2 separate regions of the Mus musculus genome follow, and region 1 is linked to region 2. The links are chromatin loops, found by intact Hi-C in ENCODE. Cell type or tissue: left cerebral cortex. All regions are shown on one strand.

Region 1 (8,000 bases), 690 kb after region 2:
CATGCCATGGTGCATGTGGAGGTCAGAGGCCAACTCGCAGAGGTCAGTTCCCTCCTTCGAGCACGTGAGTCCCGGGCACGGAACTCTGGCCATTGGCCTTAGTGGAATGATCGAGCCTTCCTGCCAGCCTTCATTTTGTTTTTTAAATAGTTATAAAGAAAAAAAATCCTACAGAAATAATAAAGCATTGTGCTATGTAGGGTCTGTGTGGTGTTCTGTATAATGCTGTGCAGAGGACCAGAGCTCCCAGTGGTCACAGTCAGCTCTTAACAAGCATGTGAGCTCCAGGGGCACAAAGCCATAGTCGAGAGCTGAAGCCACGTGTGGGGATCTGAACAGGCACAAACTCTCACGAGGCAGAGCAGTTTCCCATAATCGTCCTAAACAGTCTTTAGAGCAGATTCTATGGACCCCTCAGGACTGGGACCCTAATAAAGTCCATGCCTATGAAAGCTATTTATAAACCTTTTTTGAGAAGGTTACACAAATATATTGTCTCAAGCACTGTGTAAATAATAGTTGTAACATACTCCTCTGGGGCTATCTGAGTTTTAACAGATCTGAAAACTATCTTTATATAGGTTATGTTTTGTCAAAACATAACCCAATGATATTATTTTAAGGTATTATATATATATACATATATACATATATATACATATATACATATACATATATACACATATATATATACACATACATACATATCCACTACAATAATTCTGTATCATCAGATAACCACTACCATTTATGCCCCAGATACTGAACCAAATACTACATAATAACATCCCAGCTATGTCTCATAGAACACTGGAAGACAACTATTATCTTCACCATCTTAAATAAAAACATTGGATTCCTAGAAATTGAACTCTGTTGTCTCACAACGGCAAAATGGTAAAATCAGGACTTGTAGCTTTGATTGTAAAGCCAATGTGTGCCACAAGCAGCTAGGCAGACAGCCATAAGGAAAGACAGACATACAACACATAGATATTTTTAATACAATTTAATTCCCCTCTCCAAGGCACCACGTTTCAAGTGGACTGTTGCAAACAATGTAAGAATTGCCTGAGAACTGATCTGAAGCCCCGGGATGAGCCCTACAACTACCAAGAATCTTTTATGCAATAGGCCAACTTAAAAGTCCATGAAAACTGTTACCAGTGCCTTTGTCACAGTTAATTGCTGAGGAGACCTGGCATATGTAAAAGGAAAGTGAAGTAATAGGTTTTAAGATCATATATGCCCCACAGTATTTATAGAGCCCAGAATAAACCTCTGACTACATTATTAAACATCCGTGGTTTTCACTTATTCAAGCTTACACTCGACTCATTATTTCTTGTATATTAACCCTGCCAGTGATATAAGCCACCAAGTAATACCTTCCAAGCCCACTTTCAGGACTGTAGTGAACCCATAAATGCTATATTTATGTATGTGATAGCTTCTGCTTTTGATGGAAAATGAATTAGCATACTAATAAAATGTTCTGTCTAGTACACACAGTCAATGTATGTCATTATAAAAGGCTGCTTTCTCAAAATAGGATTTTAAAAAGCAATCATTGCTCAGATCAAATAATAAGTAGACATGAGGAAATTAAAGTTCAAATGTTAATTCAAATGAGTAAAATAAATCCGTCTTTTAAAGGTAACACTTGAAGACATAATATTGAAACAGGACTTGAGGCTGGGGTATAGCTTGCCTAACACATGTGTTGTAGGGTCTTATTGCTATGAAGAGATACCATGACCAAGACAACTTTTATGAAGGACAACATTTAATTTGGGCTGGCTTACAGGTTCTGAGGTTCAGTCCATTATCATCATGGTAGGAAGCATGGCAGTGTCCAGGCAGGCATGGCATGGGAGGAGCTGAGAGTTCTACATCTTGTTCTGAAGGCAGACAGAAGACTGTCTCCCATGTGGCTAGAAGAAAGGTCTCAAAGTCCACCCCCACAGTGGCACACTTCTTCCAACCAGGGCACACCTACTCTAACAAGGCCACACCTCCTAATGGTACCACTCCCTGGGTCAAGCATTTTCAAACCACTACAACATACAAGGTGGTCTTCTAATAACAACTTTGTTTAGTCAGTTAGTTAGTTAGTTAGTTAAATAGGTAGTTAAGGGGAGACGGCATTTGCAAAGGTGAGTTTCTCCTTCTACCATGTGTTTCCCAGGATCAATTAGGTCGTCAGACACAGTAGCCATCATTAAACATAGAGTCTCTCAATACACAAGAACATAAAATTTTAAAATGAAGATAAAGGTGGCTTTCCAATACCTGCCCCCTTTTTAATACAGACATCCAGAAAATATCTATGTGGGCCTTCATTTTCTCCTCTTAGCCAATAAATTTTATTTTCCAGAAACTCATCCGGCAACTGGTCAAAATTAATGACAAAAACAAAGAAAGGTTAGAAAATCTTTGCACATAAGACATATGTGCTTACTTACATGTGCACTTTACAGTGTTCCAGTGCATATATAGTATAGTGGTTCTCAGACTTCCTACTCCTACAGCCCATTAATACAGTTTCTCATGTGGTGACCCCAAGCTTCAATGTATTTAGTTACTACTTCATAACTGAAATTTTGCTAGTGTTATGAATTGTAATTTAAATATCGGATTGCAGGATGTCTGATGTTGGGGTTATAACCCACAGGCTGAGCTGCTGATACAGAGTGATATTGAGTATGGATGTAAATATACATGTTGACTCCCCAAAAAGAGGTACAAACAGCCTGCCAGCACAAGGCCAGTGACTTTCTAGCCTGCTGCTGTTTCCTGGCTCTGTTAACACAAATGTGCATCGATCACTCACACCATATCTGCATGCCTACCTACCTGAGATCCAAGTCCCTACTAATCATAATAATATCTCCTTAAACTTCTGAGAAGAAGTAAAGACCAACATCTCTTTTTTTTTTTTTAAAGATTTATTTATTTATTATATGGAAGTACATTATAGCTGTCTTCAGACACTCCAGAAGAGGGAGTCAGATCTCGTTACGGATGGTTGTGAGCCACCATGTGGTTGCTGGGATTTGAACTCTGGACCTTCGGAAGAGCAGTCGGGTGCTCTTACCCACTGAGCCATCTCACCAGCCCCCAAACAGGTATTCATGACCCCGACGTGATTTGAACACGCAACCTTCTGATCTGGAGTCAGACGTGCTACCATTGTGCCACGAGGTCACTCCAACATCTCTTATTCTTAGAAAATTACCAGTCTATGAAAACAGAGATTAAAGCTCCCACCGCTATAGAGCTATGCACGGCTTTCTAAATCTCATAAAAAGCTCAGCATCTGACCCATTTCATTTTTACAGGGAAGGAGGTCCTGTTACCCTGAAAAATACACAGAAAAATATGTGCAGTGTTTAGAGGCATTGAGCAATCCTACTTTGTGTTTTCTTTCTACATACCCTACACAGGAACACGGGGCAGTTCTCTGCTCCACACACCTGCTGTGGAGACTCTATCAGTCACCCCCACCCCCACCCCCAGTCCGACCCTACCCCATGCCTTTTCAAAGGGGATGGAAACTTTTTTAACTGCTGAAGCAATGCTGCCACCTTCTGTTCACTATGTAGAACGTAATAAAGTTATTCTCAAAAGGATTATGAGAAACTCTTTTCAATATGACAATGCCATGATAAGTTTGTTTTAAGTTTTATATTTTTAGGCTGTATTCTAGAGATGTTTTAGAATCTTTATCTAAACCCAGCAGGACAGACATCATTCAGGGCTTGAGGTGGCACCATCTCAGACACCTCAGGCCTTGATAACCCCACCCAAAAATCCCTACTCCCTGCAGCATGCATGGCTTCTTGCTTGAGTAGTTTTATTCCATTTCTGCAGACACCCCACATTTCTGGCATTTTATAAGTCCTGAGGTCTCCATCAACCTCTGGTCCTACTTTCATAATGTCGTGCATAGCCGATAGCCCATGCAGGAGCTCCACACAAAGAATATGACCCTGATACACATTGCCTGGTCTCATTGGTTGTTTTTGTTTGTTCTGGGACCTTCTTGATGCAAGTCTCACTGATGCTGTAACTTTTGCATTCTGAGTGCCTGCGAAAACAGCACCGTTGTCTTTTCTTTGGAATATTGTTCTGATCAATATTTCAACCATTTCTGCTTCCTAACATGTTGAGATGTAACAGCAGTGCTACAAGCAGAACCTGTGCTACGGAGCCTTGATCACCATGATGGTCCATGTCCTTGCAAACTCTGAGTCAAAGTTACTTAAGTCACTTCTGTCCGATACTTTATCACAATGAAGGTAACTAATACAAAAAATGGGGTGGGGTGGGGTAGGGTACCAAAATGGGGGGCCATGGCTGTGAGGTATGTGGGCAGATTTGTACATGTTTGAGATGTTTGCAGGAGGAATGAGGGGGGAGTTAGGAGGTATGGGCTACCAAAAGCCCTAAAAGAAACCCCATAGCCCCTGAATATTCGGCAGGAGCTACAGTTTGTGGACTGCTTGCTGAGTGGTAGTCCTAGTCTATGCTGGGCATCCTCCTGCCTCTTAGTTTTATAATAGGAATGTTTGCTATGTGCTACTGGTTCTGCTGACGGTGACTCTTGATTTTACTGGGACTCACAGTTACAAAGATTGCCTTGAGTGGAACATGCTGACACAACTTTTTAAAGAAATTTTATTGGTTATTTATTTACATTTTAAATGTTATCCCTTTTTCCTGTTTCCCCTGGGCAAACCTCCATCCCACCCCCTCCCCGTGCTTCTATGAGGGTGCTCGGCCACCCACTCCCACCTCCCCACCCTGGCATTCCCCTACACTGGGGCATCCAGCCTTCACAGGACCAAGGGCCTCTCCTCCCATTGATGCCTGACAAGGCCATCCTCTGCTACATATGCGGCTGTCGCCATGGGTCCCACCCTCCATGAGTACTCTTTAGTTGGTGGTTTAGACCTTGGGAGCTCTGTGGGGGTCTAGTTGGTTGATATTGTTGTTCTTACTATGGGGCTGCAAACCCCTTCAGTTCCTTCAGTCCTTCCTCTAACTCCTCTACTAGGGACCCTGTGCTCAGTCCAATGGTGGGCTGAAAGCATCCATATCTGTATTGGTCAGGCTCTGGCAGAGCCTCTCAGGAGACAGCTATATCAGGCTCCTGTCAACTTTTAATCCCTGCACTCAGAAGGAAGGGGCAGGCAGATCTTTATGAGCTGGAAGACAGCCTGGTCTACAGTGAGTACCAAGCAAGCCAAGGCTACATAGTATCTCAAAACAAGATGAAAATTGTCTTGAATCTTAGAAAAGAATGGGCTTTAGAGTTTATCTGTTTTGAAACCAGGTCTCCCATAGACCATCCACAAACTTGTTACATGGCGAAGATTAACCTTGAACTTCTGAGACCCCTGACTCCCACCTGAAGCTGTCCGGCTTTGTCTTAAGTCTTGTATTGTGTGTTCTTTTGTTAGCTCAAGGCCAGCTTGGGAAACCAGAGTCTGTCTCAAAAACAAAACAAAAAATACACTTGAGTTTTGAATATTAAATGAAAAAAAAAAGTTTAAAACGACTGAGTTGTAAACGCAGTCAGAGTCTGCAATGGGAAATCTTAGACCTAAAGCTTTAAGCAAGAACAAGTGTCTTTTCCAAGGAAAAATGGGAATGTCCAAGTTTGGTCAGGTCATACAATTACCTGCAGAAAATAAGCCAACCAATGATGAGAGGCAGGGCAGCCATCCCTGAGAACGAACTGCCTACAGTTCCCATCTAGTTTTACTTCAGGTTTATTTTAGGTGACAGCATTAAAGGCCCTCCCTGAGATGCAATTCTAAGAATTATTGTAATCGTTAGCTCTAACTGCTTGACACTTGTGTCATTTTGCTTAAAGCTAACTTTGAGAGGGATCGCAATAGATATAACCCTCTAGCACATAGTTAGTCTCTGATAAATCCTAGGATTACGAGTCCCCTTTGTTCTATACTCTCTTCAAAAAACTAAAATTAAGCATAGAACAATATAATTCCTTAGCAAAATGTCATGATAAAGGATGTATGCCCCTGCCTGATTATCTAGCTGCTGTTATCAAGAAAGAAATACAAACTCCACATTTCAGAATCATAGAGCAAAGTTAAAACGGCCCTTGCTCAACTGTTCAGCACTTTATGTCCATATCATATATACGTTGAAAAGTGTAAGAAATACCATCTGGTGGTTCATTTTCTTTTTTCTTTTCCTTTTTTTTTTTTTTTTTAGGTTTGTTTTTTTAAGTTTTTTCGAGACAGGGTTACTCTGTGTAGTCCTGGCTGTCCTGGAACTCACTCTGTAGACCAGGCTGGCCCTGAACTCAGAAACCTGCCTGCCTCTGCCTCCCAAGTGCTGGGATTAAAGGCGTGCACCATCACTGCCCTGAGGGTGGTTCATTTTCTAAGGAACCCCCAGCCAGCTTTGGTCCAAAATGACCCTTGCTAATGCCTACTAGTCTAACTATTTCCCACCCACCCAAAACCAGAGTTTAGAGTCAAAAACTACTAAGAGTTAAGCTTACCTGCAAAGTCATTAGCTGATAAACCTTAAAATAAACAGGATGTAAAACAAGAAATAACATAGTCAATGTTTCTACTGTGAAACAAACAAACAAAAAAAATGTAAATTCCACAGGGAAGAATGGGATCTTGGTTGCATTTAAGGTTGTCTCTTGTGATTCCTCAGTGATGAGAGAAGGGACAAGAGTCATGTGTTTGCTTCAGAAACTGTTCTCTGTGCTACATTGCCACACCCGCTCTTCTGGGCTGATGCCTGAGTGTGCAGAGTTGCAAAATAAACTGTCTCCAATGCTAATATGAGGTGAGGATCTCCATTTCTCACAGACTCCCCCCGCCCCCCAATTTAAGTAAAGTTTTTGTTTTAGTGTTTCATTGCTGTGAACAGACATCATGACCAAGGCAACTCTTATAAAGGACAACATTTAATTGGGGCTGGCGTAGAGTTTCAGAGGTTCAGGCCATTATTTTCATAGTGGGAAACATGGCAGCGTTCAGGTAGATATGGTGCTAGAGGAGCTGAAAGTTTTACACCTTGATTCAAAGGCAGCCAGTTAGAAGGTCCTCTTTCCACTGGGTGGAGCTTGAGCACCAGAGCCTCAGAGGCCACACCCACAATGACATAAGTCCTCCAAGGAGTCCTCCTAATGGTGTCCCTTCCCAGGCCGAGCATGTTCAAAGCACCACAGCATTATAAATATCAATGTATAATTCTGTCTTTCTTAAATAAATGTTCGCATTTCTCACACAAGCTGGCTTTTAAAACTTTTATTTTTAATTGACAAAGATTAATGGTGGATGCTTGAAATTTAATGAGAGCTTTTCATCTAAGTCTAGCCAAGGTTCAGAGAACTGAATCAGCATACACACTGCCTTCCTGTTTCTGCTCCTAACTCCACATCTCCAAGCCTTGTGAGGAGAGTTCAATTATACAAGTAGGGAATTATATTTTACTGCCCTGAAATTTTCTCTTAGCATAGTAACTACCATACACATCTGGGCTAGAAATGATCGAGCTTCTTCAATAAGAGGTTGGAGAAAGCAGCTGTGTGGGCTCTATTCAATGGCATTCAAGCAAATCTGATAATACTCAGCTTCCTGCTTACTTTCAACTTGTGTTCTAGTAGCAAAGGAAGAAAATCGGTAAAAGGAACAAAGAAAAATTTTAACTAGTTATCATGGCCCAAACACTTCTTTTTGCCTTTCCTGCCTTTTTTCTCCTAATTTTTTAGTATTAACTTTTAATTTTAACTTTAAGAATTGCAGAGCTGGGGAGATGGGTCAGTGGTTAAGAGCACCTGTTGCTCTTCCAGAGGATCTGGGTTTATTACCCACATGGCAATGGACAACCATGTATGCTTAACTCTGGTTCCAGAGACTCCAATGCCCTCTTCTGGCCTACATGGACTCCAGGCAAGCACATGACACACAAACATGCAGGCAAAATACCTAAAGTAAAAATAAACA
Region 2 (8,000 bases):
AGCAGGAAGGAGAAAATGTCAAAGATAAGGATATACACACTGGGAAGATGCAGCATAATACCACAGGCAAGGTCCACTAACACAGATCAGCTCAATGGCACGGCTATGGGACCAACACAGGACGCAGTCTCTAGTGTTGCCACAAGCCATGTGTGCCTGGTTTGTATTACCTGGTTCCTGTGCTTGGCACTATAATATGGCTGGACTGGACAGTCCTCAAAGGAGTTAGAGGGATTCTTTGTGTTTCTTTGTTTCTTTTGTCACTTTATTGTCTGACTGCAGCCCCCCTTGCAGCTCCTTCCCCTTCCCTTTCTCCTCTGTGAAGGAGGTCAGCCCCACCCCCAGAATCAGCCCACCCTTGCACATCAGTTACTTCATGACCAGGCTCATCCTCTCCCACTGAGGCCAGACAAGGTGGCTCAGCTAGGGGAACAGAATCCACAGGCAGGCAACAGAGTCAGGAATAGACCTTGCTTCATTTATTGGGGGACCTGCATGAAGGTCAAGCTGCACATCTGCTACCTCTCTCTCTCTCTCTCTCTCTCTCTCTCTCTCTCTCTCTCTCTCTCTCTGTGTGTGTGTGTGTGTGTGTGTGTGTGTGTGTGTGTGTATGTGTGTAGTAGGTCCAGCCCATGCTTGCTCTTGTGGTTCAGTCTCTGGGAGCTCCAAAAGTCCAGGTTAGTTGTCTATTGGTCTTCTTGTGGAGTTCCTATCATCTCCGGTTTCCTCAATCCTTCTCCCAACTAATCCACAAGACTCCCTGAGCTCCATATAATGCTTGGTTATGGGGCTCGGCTTCTGTTTCATTGGCTGCTGGGTGGAGCCTCTCAGAGGCCAGTTATACTAGGCTCCCATCTGCAAGCATAACAGAGTATCATTGATGGCATCAGGGTTTGGTTCTCACCCATAGGATGAATCTCAAGTTGGACCAGTCATTGTTGGCCATTCCCTCAGTTTCTGCTCCATCTTTGTCCCTGCGCATCTTCTAGGCAGGGCACTTTTTGAGTCAAAGGTTTTATGTGTGAGTTGATGACTTTATCCCTCCATAGGGAGTCCTGCCTGGCTAAAGGAGGTGGTCACCTCAGGCTCCATATCTCCCATTGCTAGGAGTCTTAGCTAGAGCCACCTCATAGACTCCTGGGAGCCCCCCCCCCCCATCTCAGGTCTCTGGCATGTCCTAGAGATGGCCCCTGCCCCAGGAGTTAGAGTTAAGAGTTTTTGTTTTTTTATTTTACGTATATGAGAACACTGTACCTGTCTTCAGACACACCAGAAAAGGACAGCAGAATTTATAGATGGCTGTGAGCCACCATGTGGTTGTTGGGAATTGAACTCAGGACCTCTGAGCCATCTTTCCAGACTGGAGTTAGAGTTTTTAAAGTTATCATTGATGCAGAATTCCAAATTTGAAACAAAGTAATTCAGGACTTGAAAAAAAAAGTGTCTTAATGACTGCAAATCTAGAAGGAAGTCAGAGGCAGGGCTCCACAGGCCATTGTCTGTTAGTTCTTGCTGCTTCTGCTGTATGGCAACTGACATGTTGCAAATGAAAATGAGGTCTTCAAATCTAGTCAGCTAAAGCCCCAAAGCCCCAGAGCTCTGGGGTAAAGGACGCAGTTGTCTCATGAAACCGAGGCTGCTCTCTTTGTGTAACACCCTCTTCCCTTTTGTATCCTACACATAGACACACAATAGCTACACCTCTCAGGACTGTGGCACTGCTTAAACATCTGAGATGAGAAGGGTATATGATCATGTCCACCGTGTCCTCTGAAGCTCCTGTTTGTACCTTCACTGTGGAATTTCCTCCAGAGGGCTTTGTTAGCTGTGTTCATTTTACGTCCGTTCCCCTTGGCCTTCAATACAGTGAGTGTCTTCTCCTTTGTGTGTCCTTAGCATTTAGGGTCAGACCTGTTTCAAAAGGTATTTCAGAAGATGAGTGGAGAAATTAAGGAACAGCAAAAACAGATTTCAGCAAGTAAACGCTGGATAAACTGGGGCCACACCCCCTTCTATATACGCTAACTAGGTGACTACAAGTTTCATTTTGGCATGGACTGTCAGGGACTTCAATACATTAAAAATAAATATAAAAAGCCCCCTTTCAAGTATTAGGTAACAAAGAAAATGGAATTTAGAAGAGGGATCCATGAGTCATAAAATTAAGTCACACTCTTCAAGTTTGTCCACAGCCTGAAGATTTCACAGAAAATCTGTGTTCAGTACTAAGAAGGCTAGCCAGTTTCTGATGTCAGGTTATGTAGGTGAGTAAGATAGAAATAGATTCTATTTCATGCTTTTTAGGAAATCTTTTCCTTTCCTCACCATTACTTGAAGAAAAAAAAGCTGCCCCAACATGCACAGACTCCAGTCCATATTTTCAACAGGGAACAAGTGTATTCATTGCTATATAAGAAAATCTAATAAAATAACTTATCTGTTATCTTCTAGTGTATGTATATGCTTACACATGTTTAGAAGCACCCATGTGGTATGGGTGTGTGCACATGTATGTGTGCATGAACATGTGTGTGTTGTATGTACATACATATTTGCAGGTGAATGTGTGTTTTATTATGGTGTATGTGTGAACATACATGAGTGTATGTGAATGTGTGTGTAATATATATATATACATATATATATTTGCAGATGCAAGTGTGTATCATATGCTGTGTGTAAATGTATGTGTGCAAGTGAATGTGTATGCTGTGCATATTGTATGTGTTTGTACATACATGAGTGCATGTGAATCCATGTGCCATGTGTGGGAATGTGGTGTGTGCACACATACATGAGTGCAGGCACAGGCATGTATGTATAAAAGCAAAATGAGATTTCATAAACTTAAGACTGTGCATCTGAAGAAATGAGTAGGTTTGAAAGGACCTTTTCAGAATTGTAGAAAGTACTTATGAAATATATTTCTGATAAGTGATAATCCTCTGGCACACATGAGAAACATCTGTTAGAATTAAATAACAGCAATAATAGAGGCAATCCAATCAAATATGGAGAAAAAGTTTGAAAGCATATTTCTCAAAGAAGACAACTGGCCACAGGTGTCAGTGGAAAGATGCTTAGCATCCTACTAGAGAATTACAGGTCAAAAGCATGATAAGTTCTCACCTCATTAAGACAGCCACTGTCAAAACCCAGAAACTAACAAATGTGTTCAAAGATGCAGAGGACCTGAGATCTCTGTGTCCAGCTGTACACGAACTGTGCAATGGCACAGCTGTGATGCACGGGAAGTGGCATTGTGGCTCCTCCAAAATTACAGATGCATCTAGGACATGTGGAGCCAGGAGCCACACAGTGGAATACACAGCTAGACACACCTGAGGTGGGCCCGGAGAACATACTCTCATACTCTTGTTAATTGTGACTGTATTAGAAGTGAGTCCATGGAAACAACCCCAGTGACTATCAATAGAAAACAGTGGCTGGAGAGATGGCCTGAGTTCTAATCTCCAGGGCATAAGCAAAGAATTATCAGGCACAGTTGCACCTGGGCAAAGACACGGCTGGAGAAGCAGAGACAGAGGCTCACCAGACGTGCTGATCGCGTGCGCACACGTATTTATACATAACACGTATATAGTCAGACAGAGATGGAAATTACCTCATTGCTATGTAGATGCAATAGGCTAATAGACGTAGGCTAAGTGAATAGAAAGATACTGTGTGATTTCATTCATACAGAGTAGCTGAACTATTTATGTCACAGAAACATCACTTAGAGTTGTGGTTGCCAAAGACCAGGGTATGGAGAGGAGAGAACAGATATTTAGCCTGTATAGAATTTCAGTTTTGCAAAGTGAGAGAGTTCTAGATCCACGTTGCGTGACAGTGTGAATATGCTTACTGCCACTAAACAACACATTTAAAAGCAGCATGGTAAGTTTAACACTGAGTGAGTTTTGCCACAATAATAATAATAATAATAATAATAATAAATAATAATAATAATAATAATAATATAGTTGAAGCACTTGTCTTCAGAGCTTCAAAGCGCAGCTTTTGTGCTTCAAGCTGCTTAGTCAGTGATGACTTCAGTTTCACCGAAAAGCACTGGTGATAGATAATAAAGATGACGGGACGTCATACCACCAAGCGCTCACACTTCTCCTCATCTGCTTTGAAGAGTAAATGGGTCCTAAACATGAATTAGCATGTGGCATGTGAAAGGAAAGCAGATTTGGTCCTCTGCCCAGTCCTTCAAGGACAGCTCTGTCCATTCAGCTTGCAAGCCGTTCGTTCTCTGAACAGCAGGCCCTTCACGGTCCATGTTGAGCTCATGCCTACATAAACAACCTTCTCTCAACCGATCCATCCCGTGCTCCAGTTAGAGCACGGCAGCAGCTACAGGCTTGCCCGGAGGGCTCTCTGAACCATTCGCTTTAGATTTGGCTCCATTATCTGGCTCCTTCCTATATGATCACAGCATCTGTTAAAATTCTGTAGAGTCCGAGTGGAGCCACGGAAGCTAAAGCCTTGTGAGGCAAGCAGTAAGGGATGCTGCACATGTCTGATACATCAGCGGCTGGCCAGAAATCGGCACATCCCCATAACCTGCCAGAAATGTAAATTCCAGTGTGCCACCCAGACCATGGGAATCGGAGCCCCCGGAGATGATGCTTACTGTTCTGAACCTTCATGCTTTCCTGTGTGATCCTGCTAAGTCCAGCATCTAAATCTGAATCTAAACCTAAAAATATTAAGAAGTGCGCCAGCAGATGGCAGCATGCGACTGTGTCTGTCTACCCATCGAACTGGTCCTTGAGCAGATTAAATTATTGACAGAAGAAATGTCTGTGTTACTGGCTACTTGGTGAAAAATAAAATGTAGTATTACCTTTGTTTCTAAATATGAAAAAGAAAAAGAATTCTATGAGAGGGCATATTCAAAAGTTAGTTTAAAATAATACATTTTTGGTTGTGAGCTCATTCCTTTAATGGCGGAGCCATCTCTTCGACCATAGAATTCGTGGGAGTGGCCAACCAATGCCTGGTCCAACTTGAGACCCAAGCCTGATACTGCCTGGAAGGTCAGGAACTAGAGGCTGGATAGCCAAGAGACCTAGGATAGAACCGAATGCAGCTGAAAAAAAAAGTCAATGAAAGAATTCCTAGTGATATTCTGCTACACTAGTAGACTAGCGCCTAGCATAATATTATCAGAGAGGCTTCTGATAGCAGCAGATGCAGAGACCCACAGTTAAATTAAACATTACATGGAGCTAGGGGATCCCTTAGAAGAGTGGGGGAAAGATTGTAGGAACCAGAGGAGTCTAGGACACTACAAGAACATGACCTACAGAATCAACTAAGCAGGGTTCATAGAGGCTCACAGAGACTCAACTGACAATCGGGGAGTGTGCGTGGGTGTGACCTAGGCCCTATGCAGATCTGTTGTGGTTGTATAGTTTGGTGTTCTTGTGGGACCCAGAGTGAGTGGGGGCCTCTGACTCTTTTGCCTTCTTTGGAACCCTTGTCTTCCTCTTGGGTTGCCTTGTCCAGCCTTGTGCCTAGTCTTATTGTAGTCTGATATGCTATGGTTGGTTGATATTCCCAGGGAGCCTACCCTTTTCTGAAGGGAAGTTGAGGAGTAGTGGATCTGGGGAAGAGGGGAGGGGAGGGGAAGGCACTAGGAGAAGAGGAGGGAGGAGAAACTCAAGTCAGGATGTAATAAATGAGAGAATAAATAAACTAATTAAAAATAAAACCATATATACATATATAATTATCTACATCTCAAATATGAACATCTGGACATCATTTAATATTGTGTGGTATTCAGATGATAAAATACATGTGTTTGTTCTATTAATTATTCTCTTACTGCTAGAGAGTGAAGACTCATCTCACCCCATCCCTGACCACCCTGCCCATACTTTGGTTTCTAGGTTGCCTGCCTAATTTATACATATGTCTTTGTTTTGAATACTGATCGTGGAAAGTTTATATTCTGAAAAAAAAAAAGTTCTGTGCAGGGTAAGCCAGCTTTCCTTACAGCCCAAGGTACAGACTTGGGAAAGACCTTTTTATGCTGTTAAGTGATTACGTGTCATCTACATGGGTATGGGTTCCCAACAGGGGAATTAGGCTTTCTATATACAGCAGATGATTTCTACCCACAGTAGAGAATACAGAGGCTACCACTTTCTTTCGTGTTTCTTTCTTATTTTCAATCTGTAGTCTCACCAGGAAGCTTCTACTGGCCTTGACCTCATAGCCCTTCTGCAGCTGCCTCCCTAGTGCTGCGATCACAGGTAGCTACTAGCACACCCAGCTGCTCTTAGACACTTTGTGCTCATCAGAAGCTGCAGGGTTTGCTCCTGATCTACAGGGAAGCTTTTTGTGGGCTGCCCTCCATGTGACCTGTGCTAGGTCGGCGAGGTCATGGGTCAACTCTGAGCTTCTTCAGACGGGAAGCAGGAAGACCCTAGGAGGCTCCCTTCAACCTCCTCCATACACTTTAAGCATGGACATTGTTTCTTTTTTCCATATTACTGTATCCTAAGGGGCTCTTCCTGATAAATGGCCTTCTGAGTGACAAGCATAGTAGACAAGGCTGGGTGCCAGTGACAGCCTGCCACCTAAGCTTTGTGCTCTGGGCTTCTTATCTCTCACATCAATTTGTTCCTGTCTGAGATCATAAACCGTCAGGGCAGTACTGCACAGCTGGAACGGGGCATTCATCTTCTCTACCCATCTGGTAAATATATTTTCCTGATGTGATGTTGGCTTCAGCACTGCACTGCTGGGGGGCCACGGGAGCCACTGTCTGCTCCTGATCCTTTCTTGTCTTGAGATCATGTTTCATTGTCTTCCCAAGCCAAAACTACAAGGAGTTTGATCCATGGCCAAATAATATGATTCCGGGACACAGAATGGGATTACTGAAGATAAGGCAGCCCGGCCGAGGGGCGTACCGTAAGAACATGCTTATTAGATTGTGCCCTCTGCAGGGGCTTTCCCCCACCCCTGGCAAGCATGAATGCTGCTAAGCAGACACTTTCTTCTGCTCCTGTTACAATCATAGGTTTGTGTTCACTCCTAAAGTAAAACCCAAAGTGACAGTGGCCCGCTGCCACTCAAGAGCCGCAAGCTGTTGTTAGTTCACTTGGGGACAGGGCCTGCTTTCCAGCTGATGCAGTGCTCCAAGAACGCCAAGTGGCAACTCCTGTGCTCTCACAGGTGCAGGCTATTTCTTCCTGAATGAATCACCAGTTCTCCTCTTAGCTCTTTGTGGCACTCAGGGCTGCTTACCTCAGAACCACCAGAAGCGACAGAGTCTCACACTTCGTCCCAAACATCCTTGATGCGCTTTAGGGCACTGCTCTCTGAATATGGTCATGATCTAGCTCTGAAACAGAGCTCAGGGACTTACCTTTGGAAGAAGCTTGGAAAGCAAAGGCATTGTCAACAGTTGAAGACCAAGGGTGATTGTTTAAATAAAGCCAACATGCAAAGGCAAGGACTGCATATATCCAACCACTGTTAAAGATTTACTCATCCTATCTGTATCCATAGATTTTGTTAAGTCCACAGGTTCAGCTAACTGCACATGGAAAACAGCCTACTCAATATACATTCCATTCATACCCAATGTGGACAGATATTTTTCTTGTCATTATTCACTAAGTAATCTACTGACATGGCACGTGTGTTGTGTTAGGCACCAACAGTAATGTAGAAATGATTTCAAGTACAGAAGGGCATGTGCAAGCTATATGACAATACTATACCACTTATGGGAGGGACATAGCATCTTTAGGTTCTGGTATTCCAGGAGAAGAAGTGCAGTAAGCAATCCTCTCAGCTTAATGACTCTTCAAGAAGACAGAACTGGTCTTGCAATTTCTTTACAGAAGTGGTCAATGCCAGTAAACACACCCCCAAATCTCCCAAAACTATACAAACAGTAAGTGCAACGATGAAGAATGCTATGAGGGTTTATTGTATTGCGTTTCAATGGCATGACACTTGTATTC

Evidence for each region. A loop is a pair of places that touch in the nucleus more often than their neighbours do. Peaks named below come from ENCODE experiments on the same cell type or tissue, not always from the same donor. Only the 100,000 strongest peaks of a DNase experiment are listed, where the experiment ranks them.
Region 1: a loop joins it to region 2, with 8 times the contacts of the local background. A loop is called at or near these places in 20 of 42 quality-filtered maps.

The regions. Positions count from the first base shown.
Region 1 is chr10:23,773,948-23,781,947 of GRCm38, forward strand. n-TWcca1 (a tRNA gene) reads right to left here and starts at 3,207; the gene lies at 3,136-3,207. In left cerebral cortex, a CTCF peak has its summit at 3,603 (motif pointing left); a DNase peak (open chromatin) is centred at 3,588.
Region 2 is chr10:23,082,300-23,090,299 of GRCm38, forward strand. No RefSeq gene overlaps it. Among named protein-coding and RNA genes, the nearest start is that of Gm24655, 81 kb to the right of the region's middle. In left cerebral cortex, a CTCF peak has its summit at 4,736 (motif pointing right); DNase peaks (open chromatin) are centred at 4,326, 4,723 and 7,148; H3K4me3 peaks cover 581 bases; H3K27ac peaks cover 311 bases.